2 separate regions of the Homo sapiens genome follow, and region 1 is linked to region 2. A link is a contact called in ENCODE Hi-C or POLR2A ChIA-PET data. All regions are on one chromosome and are shown on one strand. Each heading gives the region's core, a stretch centred on a gene start or an enhancer-like site at or near the end of the contact. The rest is flanking DNA. Distances are from core to core; before and after follow the strand shown.

Region 1 (3,008 bases), core at 338-2,837, 89 kb before region 2:
AAAAAAAGAAAAGAAAAAGAAAATTAGCTAGGCCTGGTGGCACCCAACCGTAATCCCAGCTATTCAGGAGGCTGAGGTGGGAGGATCACTGGAGCCCAGGAATTCAAGGCTGCAGTGAGCTATGATCAAACCACTGAACTCCAGCCTGAGTGACAGAGCGAGACCCTGTCTCTAAACAAAAATGTAATACCTTAGCATAGTTCAGAAGATGAAGAGGAGTTCCCCTCTTCATTACAAGAGTACAGGAGTAAAAGTACAAGAGTAAAAGGACATTACTCTAGTGAGAATGAACTGAAATGTGCAAAGGCACTAGTTGGCTTGCCAAAACATACATAGAAAAAAGATTTTTTGAAGGTAGTATAATCCAGAGCTTCAGCCTGCTGTGTGTCACCCAGCCTTTAGAGATGGCCTATTAAATAGGGTTGTCTCAACTTTGGGTTGTCAGTAGATGACCATTTCCCAGGAGCTGACAGCTGTGCTGTAGGACAAACAGACCATAATGGCATGGCTGGCATTCTTGAGTAACTTTAGTGAGAGGTTTTAGGGGGTGTGTTGGGGGTGTGGGGTCAGGGTCAGACATAGCTTTTTTGAACTCATACCAGCTCTGAAGATGCAAACCGCTTGGTTAAGTAGGGGCATCTAGAGCAAGTGGATGGTCCTTTTCATCATTGACAGAAGTTTGGGGCCTCTGTTTTGCATATGGTATAGCCTCACCTGAAAAATAAGAATCAGGGCTGGAGGTGGGCCAGGAAATGGGGAGGAACTGGGGGAATGTTAATTATGTTAATGAGGTAGGATGGAAGGGGATATTGGCTGGATCCTGAAGCCATTTGGAGACTTTGAAGCCTCTGGTTCCTGTGACATGCAGGGACTCGCCCAGTGCTACTGAGCCTTAAAGTTCCCTCAGTTCAAAAATACCTCCCCAACATTGCCTACAAAGTTTCTTTCAGCCACTCTGGCTTGTCAGATTTAAATGAGGTACCACATATAGAGCCTGGTCTTTAATAAGTGTTCAGGAGATGTTAGCTATTATCAGCATCATCTTCGTTGTTCTGCTTCACGGTCTACAAATTAGAGACTGATTGGTTCTCTAAGTTGTTCATACCTCAGTGTGATTAGGTTGAATGTTTGGAAACATTCGGCTTTTCCAAGGCTCTGGGGATTTTGAGGCAACTGCGTTGTAAAGTCTTAGAAAGACTGAATTTTGTAGGTAGACAGACCCTAATTAAAATGCAGGCTTTATGCTAGTTTTATGACCCAAAGTATGCTGGGACACCTCACTCTGTTCATCTTAAAATAAGGTTAATGACACTGACCTTGGAATGAAGATTAATGAAATAATTAAAATAGTGTATCAAAAGCACATAGCCAGTCCTGGCACATACTAGTGACTTAATCTCAGTTTCCTTCCTTTTGTCTGGGTGCCCTGAGGGGCAGTTTGGGTTCACACAGGGAAAGGCACAGGCCTGGGAAAGGACTTCTTTCTTGCCAAACCCAAGCGCTCTCTGCCTCTCCGCCGCCTCTCCCCACTTAGGCAGAGCTGGGCATGATCACCTAGACTAGTACTCCCACACACAGGAGTCACACTTACACAGCAGCAGCAGCTTGTGTTTACTTCTCATGGCCTGAGAATCATTGGCTGGTTCTTCTGTCTTCCACACTAGACTGTAGGTTGCTTGTGGCCTAGGCAGTGATTTTCTCTCCAGTTCTCTGGTACCTGACCAAGTGTGTGCTGTGCTAGGTACTCAGTAGATGTCCCTACGGATGTGTGTGGGCAGAGACAGTTTTGGTGATGTATAGCCACTTACCTTTGAAACCTTTCAGAAAAAAAGAACAGATTGTGAGAGTAGATATGAGAGGAGAACACTTAGAAAAAGCTTAGCCCCCACTCTGTTAAAGGTGGTAAAGTTAGCATGATCTCAGCAGAATGGTCCTTTTTTTGCTGAGAATAGTGCATTCTGAACTCTTCTTGGTTCCTCAAGTGTTAAGTCCAAGTGTGTATTTCACCCTCATTTGAAGATCCTTCATCTGTTGCAGAAAATTGTCTCAGCTCTGCCTCCCACTTCACTTTTCTGTGCCACTCTTCGGCTGTGAATGTCTGCATGGGTACCACCGATTTGTGATGAGCAGGCTGTATATCGCCTCTAAGCTGGTGGTTCCCTGTGAGCAGTGTTCTTCACTGCTGTGTCACATGCAGCAGAACACAAACCTGACAGCCACATCGTGTGGTCATTGATGTATGCAAAGGAGCAGCAGGAGGTTCTCCACCTGGGTCTGGGAAACTCCCCCCACAAGGGTTTTGGATGTGTGTCACGAACCTGAAACTGTGTGGGAAATTGTGTGCATATGTTCATAAATATATTCCTCTTGTGAGAGAGTCCATAGTTTACATTAGTTTCTGAAATATTTTCATGATCCTTAAAATTTTTTTTAAAAAAAAAAACAACAAAAAACCACTCATTTAGAAATTTTCCAAATATGTGTAAATTACAGTTTGTGTTTTTGTTAGCTAGGAGATATTTTTATGCTCCCTTGATTTCCAGGTGTGAGCTACAGGTTGGGTAGCCAGAGAGCTCTGGATCACAGTCTGCCGTGAGCATTGCTTACACTTAGCCCTCAGAGTTTTCACTGAATCCTTCTGAGCTTCATTTTATTTTTCTTCTGTTAATTTAGGTTTATAATGCCCTTTTGTCTACAGGAATGTTGCATAGTAAAGAGATCACAGGTGTGCAGGTGTTTTATCAACTGTCAAGTGCTGTACAATTGTGTGATGCAAGTATTCCTATTAAAAATGTATCATGTCTCAGCTGGGCATGGTGGCTCACGCCTATAATCCCAACACTTTGGGAGGCTGAGGCGAGTGGATCACGAGGTCAGGAGATCGAGACCATCCTGGCTAACACGGTGAAAGGCCGTCTCTACTACAAATAAAAAAAATTAGCTGGGCGTGGTGGCAGGCGCCTGTAATCCCAGCTACTCGGGAGGCTGAGGCAGGAGAATGGCGTGAA
Region 2 (3,021 bases), core at 416-2,915:
TTCATTATGTGTATATACATATGTTTAAATTAAATGTATTTAAATATGAATCTTGAAAGGGATTGATTATTCCAAAGGAAATGAAGTAATAACAATTTCAGGGAAACTTTTTTGGATGGAGGAGCATCTGCTCATCCCCTCTCCAGTCCTATTCTGTAAATGGCCTTGGAAGGCTGTTCCTACCTCTGACATGTCTTAGAACCACGTTGAAGGGCTAGGGGCATAAACAAGGAGAAAAACAGTGAAGGAGAAAGGCAGAGAAGATTATTAGAAAAGCTTAAGATAATGATGTGTTTTATGTAATTCAAACTTTTATCATAGTGCTTCCCAATCATTTGAGGTTTCCTCAGCCATTAACTAGGTTTTAAAATTTTCAAATCTGGGGGTTTTGTTTTGAGTTTTAAACCCACAAGGACTCTCTGTCCCCTGTGTTCTTTTTCCTCTTCTGAATCCAGCTGTCATCGTTAGTATATATCAGTTTCCTGCTGGAATGGAAAGAAAATTATAGTGTCCAGTTGTAGTTGAGGGAACAAGAAAGAAAAAGCCGAACTGCCACAAGGACTCAGAGGGCTGGGTCTCAGGCTGGGCAGCGACATGGAGACGAGAGCTTTAATTCTTATATTAAACCCATCTTAAATTATTTGCTCTCAGGTTGGAAATTTTCCATTGAAATTTCTGTTTACAGAAATACTATCTAAGACTTGACTAAATATTTACCCCTTTGACAGATGGACTTTCTGTTTCTCTTATGCCCACACCCCTTAAAATTGTGTCTGTCACAGCTACTGAATTGAACATTTTCTTTTACCAAGTATTTAAACAAATACCTACCTGCACTTTCAGACTTTCATTTTAAGCTCTCTTGTTGGGTTTTATGAGCGGGTTTTTCCTTTCCTAGTCTCCATTTTATAAATTTTATGCAACTTGGTTCTTTTATAATTATGTGTATGTGTAATATATTGAAATATGACTCATGAAGAGGATTGATTAATCCTAAAGAAATGACATAGCAATCATAGATAGGAATATTTTAGGCTGATAAGGATTTGTCCATCCATACCCTTCATATAAATGATCTCAGAAGGCTGTTTTCCTACCCCTGAAATATGGATAGGATGCCCATTATACCCTCATTTTTAGGAAACATTGTTTTCAATCTCATCCTCCTTGTTTGTAGGGGGCTATAATAATAGTGGCCAACATTTATTGAGCATCTATCTCTATGCCAAGCACTGCCAAGCATTTTATGTGCATTAATGAAGAAAGTACTAATGTTCCTTCATGAGACCACAGAAACTGAGGCATAGCGAGAAGTGCCTAACATCCCATGTGTGCTAAGGTGGCAGATCCTGAGCTCTCCAGCTGCCCTCACTGTGGCCTCACGGCACAACCAGGGCCAGAGTCAGGAAACATCAGTCACTCGCTTAGGGAAGGGAGTCCGAGAACCCTCTTCGTGGACTCAACTTCCCAGGCTTCTGTCCCTGCTGCAGAATGCCCAGGCCACAGAGAAGGGACCCCCTTTTCAGGAGCTTCCACGTCACAGGCTTTTATGGGGCCTTTCTTGCTTGTGTTTCTGTTTCCCATCCTGAGGGTGTGTGGAATAATACGAGAGCCTACCCAGGACTGGAGCGTGTTATTAGAAAGAGCACGCTTGACTGCTCCCGGGCAGCCACCTGCCCTTTTTCCCTTGGAAAGTGGACCTATGGCCACTGCACAAAACACTTCCTAATACCAGGCTGCTGGTGACTACATTTTGTGGTTTCTTTGTTAGTTGATATTTATAGTTCAGATCTCATCACTCTGCCAAGTGCAATAAACATTTTGTTTTAACTGGAATATAACTTTTATTATTGTTATTATTTTTCTTTTAAATGTCTTAAAAGTGACCAGCTTGTGCAAGTGGAGTCAGAAACCCTAAATAGTCTAAATGCCAAGTCAGTGCGCTCTGTAGATCAGTGTACGATTAGAAGACAGGCTCTCATTTATTACTGCTTGTATTTATATAATGGAAGTTAGGTAACATAAGCCCCTCTGCAGGCCAGCTTAGATGTTGATGATGCTTAAATGGTAAAATCTGTGAGAAATGTTCAACAATGCCCTGTATTTGTACTGCCTAAAACATGAATAATACATATGTGACATGAATAAATAGGTCAGTGATTTTTATGACATATTAATTTCCTTTACCTAAGTTCCTGGGAAATATAGCTGAACAGTTACAGAGAATGAAAACAAACACTGGCATCTTACAAACACCTGCTTTGATTATTTAGTCTAATTAGGTTAAATTTAACTATTTCCATTTTAACAAATTGAAAACAATTCTTATCTGTTCCTCGGTCATGCACTTTATCAGTGTTGGATGCAGATGTGTTTAATATGACACAGTTGGTGCTGTTTTCTCAGCTCTGGGTGGGAAATAAAAAGGAATTGAGAACATATTTTTAGAGTCTTCTGGGGACTTTGTATTTCTGGGCCTATAGCTATGAAATTTTAAGGAGGAGGAAAAAAAAAAAAAAAAAACAGGCTTTGTTGTCAATAAATTAGTTGGTTTTCCCCAAAACACTGGAACTGTCATCTGAACTGCTGCTTGTGCCAAAATTATCTTTCCCAGGGAACAGTGAGCTTCTAAAATAACAGATGTTTCCTAGCTGTCTTTCAGAAGTCAGAATAATATAGGGTATGTTATTAGATTGCTAGGTTAACGTGGTGTTTACTCTGTTAATTCCAAACCTTGCGCTGAGTACAGAGGCCCACAATTCTTTAGAAATTTAGTTTAGAGATCATAGCAATTTAAGTGACTTACCCAAGGTTACACAGCTGGTTAGTGAAAAGGGTGAGCTTTCCTGACTCCTTATTCACCGTCCATTTCTGTGACCAAAGTTAAAGGCCTCATATAATGTGAGAGTTGTGTCTGTGGCAGAACCGTGTCATGAAACCTTCTACCCACATTTTCATCCCAGGAGTGAAATACCGTTCTAGTCAACAACTAGGGTCTCAGAACATCTGTGATTTCTTTTT

What was found. Hi-C counts contacts between places; a loop is a spot of excess contacts on that map. ChIA-PET counts read pairs that join two places held with the same protein, here RNA polymerase II (POLR2A). Pooled maps may share reads with other maps.
Region 1: a pooled map shows a loop between it and region 2 (1.9-fold over the local background). The contact joins two enhancer-like sites. A Hi-C loop is called at or near these places in 5 of 168 maps with a recorded cell type or tissue (CD14-positive monocyte, aorta, ascending aorta and 1 more) and 8 of 50 pooled maps. POLR2A ChIA-PET finds 5 or more read pairs at or near these places in 5 of 52 experiments (AG04450, HepG2, MCF 10A and 2 more).

Annotation. Positions count from the first base shown.
Region 1 is chr2:43,401,375-43,404,382 of GRCh38, reverse strand. The region is part of intron 28 of THADA (THADA armadillo repeat containing); the gene reads left to right. Among named protein-coding and RNA genes, the nearest start is that of LINC01126, 180 kb to the right of the region's middle. RefSeq lists enhancers at 1,910-2,099, 2,180-2,429. Within about 2 kb of position 1,587, at least 5 of the 41 ENCODE cell types and tissues checked have a DNase peak (open chromatin) inside an H3K27ac peak, as active enhancers do.
Region 2 is chr2:43,312,220-43,315,240 of GRCh38, reverse strand. All of the region lies in intron 31 of THADA (THADA armadillo repeat containing), which reads left to right. Among named protein-coding and RNA genes, the nearest start is that of LINC01126, 87 kb to the right of the region's middle. Within about 2 kb of position 1,665, at least 8 of the 41 ENCODE cell types and tissues checked have a DNase peak (open chromatin) inside an H3K27ac peak, as active enhancers do.